3 separate regions of the Homo sapiens genome follow, and all the other regions are linked to region 1. A link is a contact called in ENCODE Hi-C or POLR2A ChIA-PET data. All regions are on one chromosome and are shown on one strand. The core of a region is the stretch at or near the end of the contact, and the rest is flanking DNA. Distances in the headings are between cores, read along the strand shown.

Evidence for each region. A loop is a pair of places that touch in the nucleus more often than their neighbours do. ChIA-PET counts read pairs that join two places held with the same protein, here RNA polymerase II (POLR2A). Pooled maps may share reads with other maps.
Region 2: a loop to region 1 is called in a pooled map, with 6 times the contacts of the local background. The contact joins the promoter of AGPAT2 here to the promoter of LCN15 in region 1. A Hi-C loop is called at or near these places in 3 of 37 single-sample maps with no recorded cell type and 5 of 50 pooled maps. POLR2A ChIA-PET finds 5 or more read pairs at or near these places in 2 of 52 experiments (H1 and WTC11).
Region 3: a pooled map shows a loop between it and region 1 (4-fold over the local background). The contact joins the promoter of AJM1 here to the promoter of LCN15 in region 1. A Hi-C loop is called at or near these places in 5 of 50 pooled maps. POLR2A ChIA-PET finds 5 or more read pairs at or near these places in 4 of 52 experiments (A673, B cell, H1 and 1 more).

What each region holds. Positions count from the first base shown.
Region 1 is chr9:136,763,106-136,766,270 of GRCh38, forward strand. LCN15 (lipocalin 15) reads right to left here and starts at 1,413. Exons shown (of 7, transcript NM_203347.2): 1 at 1,288-1,413; 2 at 765-904; 3 at 608-678; 4 at 252-362. The coding sequence starts at 1,383. RefSeq lists enhancers at 136-783, 3,059-3,108, 3,119-3,165.
Region 2 is chr9:136,685,881-136,689,042 of GRCh38, forward strand. It overlaps AGPAT2 (1-acylglycerol-3-phosphate O-acyltransferase 2), which reads right to left and starts at 1,577. Exons shown (of 6, transcript NM_006412.4): 1 at 1,296-1,577. The coding sequence starts at 1,477. RefSeq lists an enhancer at 182-1,043 and silencers at 764-1,333, 1,554-1,753, 2,224-2,303.
Region 3 is chr9:136,841,124-136,844,077 of GRCh38, forward strand. AJM1 (apical junction component 1 homolog) reads left to right here and starts at 1,355. Exons shown (of 3, transcript NM_001080482.5): 1 at 1,355-1,466. RABL6 (RAB, member RAS oncogene family like 6) reads left to right here. Exons shown (of 15, transcript NM_024718.5): 15 at 1-64. RefSeq lists silencers at 254-548, 1,495-1,824 and enhancers at 718-1,599, 1,045-1,184, 1,174-1,468, 1,600-2,480, 2,481-2,954.

The DNA.
Region 1 (3,165 bases), core at 163-2,662:
TGGCCAGGCCAGGAGTGTGTGCGAAGGGTCACAGCAGGAGAGGGCATGGGGCAGCACCAGAAGGGGCGGGCCCGGGGATGAGGAGGCGGAGCCTAAACTCGGCCTAAAAGGCGGGGGGCGGAGGGGTGAGGGCGGGGCCTGTGAGGAGGCGCGGGGCGGCAGGCGGGCGGGGCGGGGGTAGGCAGAACGGGGGGCGGGGCCTGTGGGAAGTTGGGGAGGGGCCAGTGCGGGGAGGTGGGACAGGCACTCACTGTAGAGCTGCACCATGGTGCTGAGGGCCCCCTCCAGCTCCTTGTAGATGTAAAGGACGGCGAAGGAGCTGTAGTCTGTGTCCACGATGCGCACGTCCAGGTAGCCCAAGGCTGCGGAGAGGCAGGCGGCCTTTTCAGGCTGGAGAAGTGGATGGGCCCGGGCACCGACCCCACCCATGCCTGCCCCTGCTGCTGGGCTGTGAGCCTGTTCCCCGAAGACAGAGGAGGGGCGGGGAGGGCGGGCAGGGGGCTGGAGACTGGGATGGACAGCTTGGGCCCGGGTGGAAAGTCAGCCCCACGTCACCCCCAGAGAAGCGGCATCCAGCACCCCTGAAGGCAGAGGAGGCAGGACCTACCCGGGACTCTGAAGTGTCCCTCGGAGCCCACCTTCAGGTACTCGGCATCCACCTGGTTACAGCCGTCCGCCCTGGGGGTGCACAGCCGGCTCACTCATGGCACCCAGCTACCTCAGCTCCCCAGCCCAGCCCAGGCAGCCCAGCCCAAGTAACTCACCCCGGGAACTCCATGTGGACGTGGAGGCCGCCCTCCTCTGTGGGCCTGATGGCCCTGGTGGACATGGACAGGTGGTCCTTCTTGCCCAGGAAGACCCTGCAGTCAGATGCCATGGAGACCACGTACCAGAGGCCTGAGAACTGCCGGGGGCTTAGTCACCCGCAGGCCAGGACAGCCAGCAGCAGGGCCCTCCTTGCCCAGGGACCCAGGGGACAACTCAGAAGTCACACAGCAAGGGGTCTCGGAGTGGCCATGTCTTGGGTGTGAGCTGAGCCCAGGTGGACAGGAACTCATCTTGGGTAGGTCACAGTGCAACTGTGAGCCTCAGTTCCCAGCTGTGAAGTGGGTGCAGTAATGATCCATTCACAGGTTGGTTTAGGATTAAGCGCAGAGTGGGTCTATAGCACGTGCCTGGCCGGGCACAGAGCAAGCGCCCCAGGAAAGGCAGTTGTCACAATTATCACGTTGTCTCTGGCAGGGGCCCAGCTCCCACCCACCACAGGACAGCAGAGGCCCCTGGTACCTTTTCAGCATTGAAGTCAGGCTGCAGCAGAACCTCAGCCTGAGCCGTGGGCGCCCAGAGCAGGGTCAGGATTGCGCCGAGCAGGAATGACATCATCCCCTCCCCTGCCCTCCAGCCCCTGGTGCTGAGTCCCCAAGCCCCAGGGGGCCAGCTTTATAGCCCAGGCCACCACCTGGGTGCACCTGCTCCTGGGCGGAGCAGATGGAAGCGGAAGGCACTTCGGCTCTGAGACTCCGGCCCCCTTGTCCATTGTTTGGCACAATCACTCGGATGTCCCCCAGCCCAGGGGGTCATTTCCTGGAGGGCTCCAGACAGCCAGGCTCTGGCCTGATGCACCCGGGCTGAGGATTTGTCCCCTAGGCCTGCCAGACTATGTCACCAGTCACGGGGCCACTGCCAAGCCACAGCAGAGACTTGTCCTGCCTTGCCTGGACTCGCACCCAAGCCCCTCTGTCCACACTCTGTCTGGCTGGGCTGGGCCAGGGCCTTTGGGGTACAGCTGCAGAGAGCTGGGCTGGGGTTGGTCTGGCTAGGCCCCCTCTCCTGGGATCTGGCCACCCAGAAAGCCCCCTTCTCTCACCCCCAACATGGGGGGTAGGGTCACACTGGCAGAGTGTCCAGGGCAGAGCTTGTGCCCCCACACTGTGAGAGAGGCCTGGGCACCCCTCACTCCAGACCCCCACCACCCCCGATGCAGCCCCCAGCTGGGCTTCCAGCAAGCAGGCCAGGGACCGGACGGGACCGGACAGGGCTGGGCTGGCCCTGGGGAGGATTACGGCATTGGATACCGCCTTATCACTGGTTGTATAAGCGTGCAGGGGGCAATGACGCCAGGAAGGCGCCGCAGTCTGGCAGAGGCAGGAACCTCCCAAGTGACCTCTCTGTGTCCCCACAGAGCACCCAGGGACACTGGGCAAGGAGCAGCAGGTGGCCTCGGAGCACGCCCAGACCCCTCTGGTCAGGGGCGGGAGTCCTGCCAGGGAGGCCAGCACTGCCAGTCCTCTGGAGTGAGAGTGAGGCAGGAGAAGAGGGCCTGGACGCAGGGAGCCCAAGGGCGTCCTAGAACCAAATCAACTGGAAACACTAACGATGACGGGAATGTGAATGGCTTTGTACCTTCACTCCATCCTCTCCGTTTACGTAGGGCTCATACCGAGTACATGACTTCGTTTTGTTTGTTTGTTTTTTGAGATGGAGTTTTGCTCTTGTTGCCCAGGCTGGAGTGCAGTGGTGCACTCCTTGGCTCTCTGCAGCCTCTGCCTCCCGGGTTTAAGCGATTTTCCTGCCTCAGCCTCCTGACTATCTGGGATTACAGGCACCCGCCACCACACCCAGCTAATTTTGTATTTTTAGTAGAGACGGGGTTTCTCCATGTTCATCAGGCTGGTCTTGAACTCCCGACCTCAGGTGATACACCCACCTCAGCCTCCCAAAGTACTGGGATTACAGGCGTGACAGTATGCTCAGCCGAGAAAATGACTTTGACTTCATCCTCTTCATTTACATAGGGCATACACCAAGTAACCAATGGTAAACCGCTAGAGGATATTGAAACACTAGAAAATTCTGTAACCGGGGCCCTTGAGCTGCTTGCTCAGCCCGCTCCCACCCTGTAAAGAGTGCTTTCATTTTCAATAAATTTCTGCTTTTGTTGCTTCATTCTTTCCTTGCTTTGTTTGTGTGTTTTGTCCAATTCTTTGTTCAAAATGCCAAGAACCTGGACACCCTCCACTGGTAACGTGAGAGGGGGACAGGGTCAGAGAAAGACCCTTGGCCCCCAGCATCGGGGAAGGGAAGGAGCCGAGGGCTTCTGCTTGTGGCCTCCACTGGTCTTCAGGAGGTTCCAGTTCCCAGCCACGCCCCTGACAGGTTCACCTA
Region 2 (3,162 bases), core at 327-2,826, 77 kb before region 1:
GAACTCCCTGTTTCTGCAAACTGCCTTCCTCGCTGAAGGGTGCTCCACTGGGGACGTCAGCGCCAGTCACCACCTGGGCCAGCCCTGGAGTGTGCGCTCCCCGGGACCCCGGCCTGGGCCACCTGGCCCACATCACCACTGGTCACACACGTCTGGCTGAGCAGCCAGCAGGCCCTTCTCGGACTCTCCATGCTCACCATCAGGCCCAGGGTCCTCCTTCATATTCCTGGAGCTTCTGGGGCTCCGTTGGAAGCCATGACTGTAGGCCCGTTCCAGCAGCCTCAGTGCCCTCCCAGGGCTGGCAAGGACAGCGAGTGCAGGGAGCTAGCAAACCCTCACCCACTGCCCCTGGAACCACGGGGAAGGGGGCCTCTGGGGCCACAATGCCCCCACCCCAGGCCATTGCAAAAGCCACTGGCTGGGCAGTCCAAACAGGGCAGGGAGAAATGTAGCAACAGCCTGGGGACGGCTAACAGGGAGAGGGGGCAGGCAAGAGCCTTCTCCAGCAGCCACCCCGCCCAGGAGCAGGCAGCCCCCGCCGTCTTTGGCAGCCCAGTCTGACCTCTGGCCCCCAACCCCAGCCTGGCAAAACCAAGCTCCCACCTTCTGGAAGGCGTCCAGGGGAAAATTTCAGCCCCGCCGAACCCTAGTCCTAACTCTTCCTTCCCTTCGCTTGGAAGCTGGGCCCCCGGAGCTGTAGGCCAGGGGCGCGCTCCCCAGCACGGAAGCAGGTCCCCTCCGGGTCCCCCACCTCCCTGCGAAGAGGAAAGGGAGAGAAAGGGGAACCCGCCCCACAGGTGCGCCCATCACCGGGCGGACAGTCAGGAGGGGGTCGGAGGGAGGCCGAGGGGTGCCCCCACGCCGTCGTGCGCCCTGATCAATAGCCCTGGGGCAAGTCCCCGCCGCCCCGGCCTCGGTTTCCCCGCTCAGGAAGCAGGGCTGAGCCTCTCCCAGCGCGGACCGGCCCCCTTTCTCTCCGAAAGCTGCTCCACCCCCGGAACCCCACGCCGGGCTGCAGGGACGCGGCGGAGGCCGAAACCGGTGTAGACGCCCGGGGCCAGGGCGGGGGGTGGGGTGCTGGGCACTGTGACGCCGGCTCCTTGACCCCGTGACTCCGGGACCCCCTGACTCCGGGACCCCCTCCTGTGCCTGCCGCCGGCCCAGGCGCGCTCTCCCCGGAGCCCCGGAGCGGGGCGGGACGGGCGGGGCAGGAAGGAGGGAAGCCCAGAAGAAAGTTAGGGAAGCGGAAGCGGCGCGGCGGTTCCCCGGCCCCTCCCGGCGGCCCCCGGCCTTGCCTCATGTTCTCCACCGTCCGGCCGCCGTGGCGCAGCAGGCAGACGAGCGAGGCCACGGCGGACACCGTGAAGCACAGCGCGCAGTACAGGGCGACCTTGGCGTAGAACTCGGCCGCGCGGCTCAGCTGCACCAGCAGCAGCAGCAACAGCAGCGCCGCGGCCAGACACGGCCACAGCTCCATGGCCCGGCCCGGCGCCCGACGGCGCCGCCAGCTCGCTCCCGCTCCCGCTCCCGCTTCTCCCCCGCGCGCTCAGGCCCCTTATTGCGAGGGCGGCGGGGCTGGGCGGGGCGGGGCGCGGCGTGGGGGAGGAGCGCGCGGCAGGGAAGGGCTAGGTGCGGCGCCCCGCCCCGACACTGTCCCCAACAACGCCCCGACACGGTCCCCTCACCAGGCCCCGCCCCGCCACTGTCCCCAACCCCGCCCCGACACGGCCCCCCCTTCCCGCCCTGGGTCACCCGGCCCGGACCTCCCCTCCACGCTCCCTCCCCACAGCCTTCTGCCAGGTTACCGAGGCTCTGGCGCTCTGCTCCCACCCTCCCGGTCCCAGGGGACCCCCCCATCATGGCTTGCCGGTGGCTCGGGCTCTGGCGCTGCCCCCCATGGTCTGGGCCTCCTGCCCCGCCCGGTGCCCCCTCCCCCCGCTGCCGGGGCAGCCACAGGCTCCCGCGCGCAGAACCACAGCTCCCCAAGGGCGTAAAACCAGCGGGGATGCGCCCGTGCCAGGCCGGTGGCCACGCAAAGGGCCGCCGGAACCGCCCCCGAGTGACCAGTGGCCACCTGGCAGAAAGCCTGGCTCTTAGGGTGTTCTCGGTCCCCTGCGGGGAGACTCGTGGGGGCGCGCAGGCCAACTGGGGCGTGTGTCTGGGCGGGGCTGGGTTGCCCCACCCTGGGTGCCAGAAGTAGCCTTGTCACCAGGGACGCTCCGGGGGCAGGCGAGGTGGGTGTCAGGTGGCGGCGTTCACATCCGCTTGGCAGCACGGCCAGCGTGGCAGGGCAAGGTGCAGCTGGGACAAGGGCAGCAGTCACCTGGCCCGGCCCCCACCCGGCGTCCCACCTCAGGGAGCAGATGGAGATTGAAAAGCAGTTTCCTGGGGTCCCTCCTCATAGGGACTCTTGGGTTTGCTGCAGTTGCGGGAGTGCTGGCCGCCCTGCGCTCTAACGGGTCAGCAGGGGAGCACGGCCCCTCTTTTTTCAGATGCAGAGTTGAGCTGTTAAAACATTTCCCTGAACATTGTAACCACCCCCCAAACTGTACTGAGAGAATGACAAATACAGAAACTGCTCTTCAAATGAATGGGGAACTGCGGTCCTGAAGGACGTGGGGTCTCGCTGCCTGGGCTCAGCAGCCCCTGCCCAGGCGGTCCCAGCTTTTCTTGAAAGTGGAGACACATCCTTTTGCCTTAGGCCTGTAGGCATCTTACAGCGAAACCCAGGAGAGCATTTTCCAGCCCAGTCTCCTTCCAGATCCATATGGGCTTCATCTGGAATCAGCTTGGAGGGCCTGGCTTGACCTCTTTCCACGCTTGGAGCCGGAACTGCACACCCCGCAGCCGGGAGGTCTGAGAGCTGCACTGCTGTGCCTCTGAGAGGCTGAGAGGTGGCTGCTGACGGCTGCGGGGTTTTCATCTTCCAGGGCAGATGAGGTGGGTGCACCCTGCAGACAGGAGTGCCGCTGCCGGGAGCTGGGGGATGCGGGGGTGTGGGCTGGGGTCCCAGGTGGACTTCCTGGAGGAGTGGGGCTTCACAGCACCTTCAGCTGGAGGCTCTGTGCACCCAGGTCCCGAGCAGGTTGTACCCTGGCTGTGGAATCCAGTCCTCACAACCATCAGGCCTGTCCAGGGGCTTTACATGCCAGCCCCCTTCTT
Region 3 (2,954 bases), core at 105-2,604, 78 kb after region 1:
GGAGCCGGGAGGCACTCCTCCCAAACACTCCACTCAGACCATAAAGCACTCCTGTTTCACTCTGCGTGTGTCTGTTCTTCTGCCTGTACCTCTGCTCCCGCTGCCCCGGGCCCAGGCTGCCGTGGGTTGGCAGGAGGCTGCCCAGCAGTGGTGTGAGGACGTCCCACCAAGTCTGGCCACACCCTGGGTACATTCCAGCCCACCTGTGCCAGGGCTCAGCAGCTGCACGCAGCACGCTTGGCGACCTCAGCCCCAGGAGGTGGAAGTCCACTCTGCAAGGCTCCCAGGCAGCCGCCTGCAGCCCTGCCCCCCGCCTTCAGGCTCCTGCCCCCTCCAGCTGTCAGCAGCGCCCAGCCTCCACCCCCACAGCTACTGTTGCCATGAGAACCCTGCAGGGCAGGCAGGAAGAGTGTGCCAGTGAAGGGGAGGAGGTGGCCAAGCTGGAGGCTCCTCTGCCTGGGAGCCTTGTGGCCCCAGGGTGTTGGGCAGTCACTGCAGTCCCTGAGCAGGTGCTGTGGCCCACAGCAAGCTTAGCCTGGCCCCTTAGCCCACAGCCCATGAGGTCAGGGCCGGGTTCAGGGGTTCGCCTGGTGTGGGGATGGGTCGACAGTACGTGAACTTGACAGGATCACACCATGGACGGCTATGTTGGGGTTTCAGTGGGCCCTGCTTTGAACAGTGCAGAATGGGGTAGGTCCTGCCCTTCAGAGCCAAGGGCATCAGCTCCCCACCCCTCTGCCAAGCTAGAACGTTCCCAGGCCCAATGCCTTGGGGAGGGGCTGGCAGAGTGGGACGAGGACATTACCAGGCAGGTATGGCAGGTCACGTGCAGGCCTTCCCAGGCTGGCAGGGACCGGATGCAGGAGTGGCCTCACCCAGAGAGGATGGCATCCTGGGGACACAAGAGGCTGCAGGGGCCATCTGGCCCCAGGTACCCGCCAAGATTTTGGCATTGGCAGCCTTGAAGCAGATAGGGCCTGGGGAGAGGCCAGTGGGGCACAGAGTAGCCCATCTGCTCCTGCCTCGCCCGACAGGAGATGCGAATTCCAAGATGCCCCTGACCAATCTCTGCAGCCCAGGCCAGGGTTCGGGCCCCTCCTCTCAGGCAAGTGTGTTGGGGTGACACTGGCGGGACTGGCAGGCTGCTCCGGGCCACAAGACTCCTGCTTAGACACTGAGGTCTGTGTCTTGGGGGTGCTGCAGGGACCCTGTGCTCTGCACAGCCCCAAATTGGAGCCAGTGCAGCTCATGATCCCCAGCTCCACGGTGCAGCCCCCACTGGGTGCGGCCCCTTTAAGTACAGCCCCTTCAGCTGCCATCAGGGGCAGCACTGAGCAGCCAGGCCAGGATCCGCGCTGCTGCCTGGAAGCTTCTGCCCGTGCCGGGGACGCAGCAGTGCCGGGGACACAGAGGAGCCGACCTGGGGGTGGCACAGCCCACCGGGGCACAGCCAGAGCAGCACCCAGGTAAGGGGCTAGGGGCCGAGTTGCTGAGTGTGTCACCGTCATGGGCGGGGGAAGCTGCCTTAGGGCAGCCGAAAGGATGGGGAGTCCCCGCCCCCAGGCAACACCGGCTGTATCCCTTGAAGGGCCGCTCCCAGCCAGGGCAAGGCAAGGCAAGGCAGGGCTGGGAGGTGGGGAAGGCCGCCAGCCATCTCCGTGGGCTCCAGAAGGCCTTGGGCCCGGGAGAGGGCCGACCCCACCCCCATCCCCACGGGAGGGGGTGTCACCGACAGCTGCAGCCAGCAAGGCCGACTGTCACCTCCCTGGGGTGGAGCCTCACACCCTGTCATCCGGCCGGATTCCGGCCTGGCCTTGAGCTTAGCATGAAAGAGGGAGCAGGAGGGTAGACAGTCCTGCCACGGGTGGGGTGGAGGGGGGAGATGGGGGGGTGGGCGGGGGAGGCTGGGATGGGCACAAGGCCTGGGACTCGTGGCCCTGACCCAGAAAAACAGCCCTGCCAGCAGGAAGCCCCTGCACACCTGGGACACAGAGGGGGGACCCGGCCAGACCCCGAGAGGCCCATCCACCTGAGGTTCTGCCCTGCAAGGGGCCTGGCCAGGTACCCGCTTTCCCCAGCTCACTCTGGGGTAGACCCCCCAGACCAGGTGTTGGGTGTGCAGAGGCCAGGCCTGTGGCCACTCTCTGACGCACCCCCCAGCTGGCTCTGGGATCACAGAGGGGTTGGCAGCCCACATCTGAACCCAGGCCAGCCTGCCGCGTGGGGGCCTAAGAAATGCAGGTTTCCATGGAACCTTCTGAGCGAAATGGGGAGGGCCCTCTCCTGCAAAGCAGTGGGGCTTCCCCCACCCTCCGCCCTGCCCACCCCCAGCGGGCAGCTTCCAGGCCTGGTGCGCAGCTCAGAGGAGGGGCTGCCACGAGCTCGCGGCTCGATGGCTTGGGACTGCCTTGCAAACCCTAGGGGGGTGTCCTGTGCGTTTACACAAAGCTGGGGCCTTGTTTCAACCACCCAAAGATACTTGGGGTCAGAAAAGGTGTCGGCAGAGGAAAGGGAGATTTAGGGCCCGGGTATGCTCTCTGGGGGCATTTTTCTGGCCTGGGGCTCGCGGGAAGTTGAGGGCACCTAGGCGTGGGTCCTTGCAGTGCTGGGGGCGGGGCTCTGTGCTCGGCCCGGCCAGCAGGTGGGGTGGTTGGTGTCACCCACTTGGTGCAGAGCCGGCTAAGGCTGAGGCCCAGGGACTCGCCTTCCACTGTGCGCGATCGGAGGGGTCGCTCTGCAGTGGGCGCTGTGACGGGGGCGCAGTCACTGACGTCTCCTGGGGCAACACCTATAAATAAGGCCCAAATGCGGCCCGTCCTTCCAACTGCGGACACCAGAGGGCGCAGCCCCAGGACCACGCCCCCACTCCCCTACCCCACCCGGAAAGGGGTCCACCCGAGCCGACCCCGCCGTCACTAGTCGGGGGAGGGGAGGCCCTGGAGCTTCACGCGGGA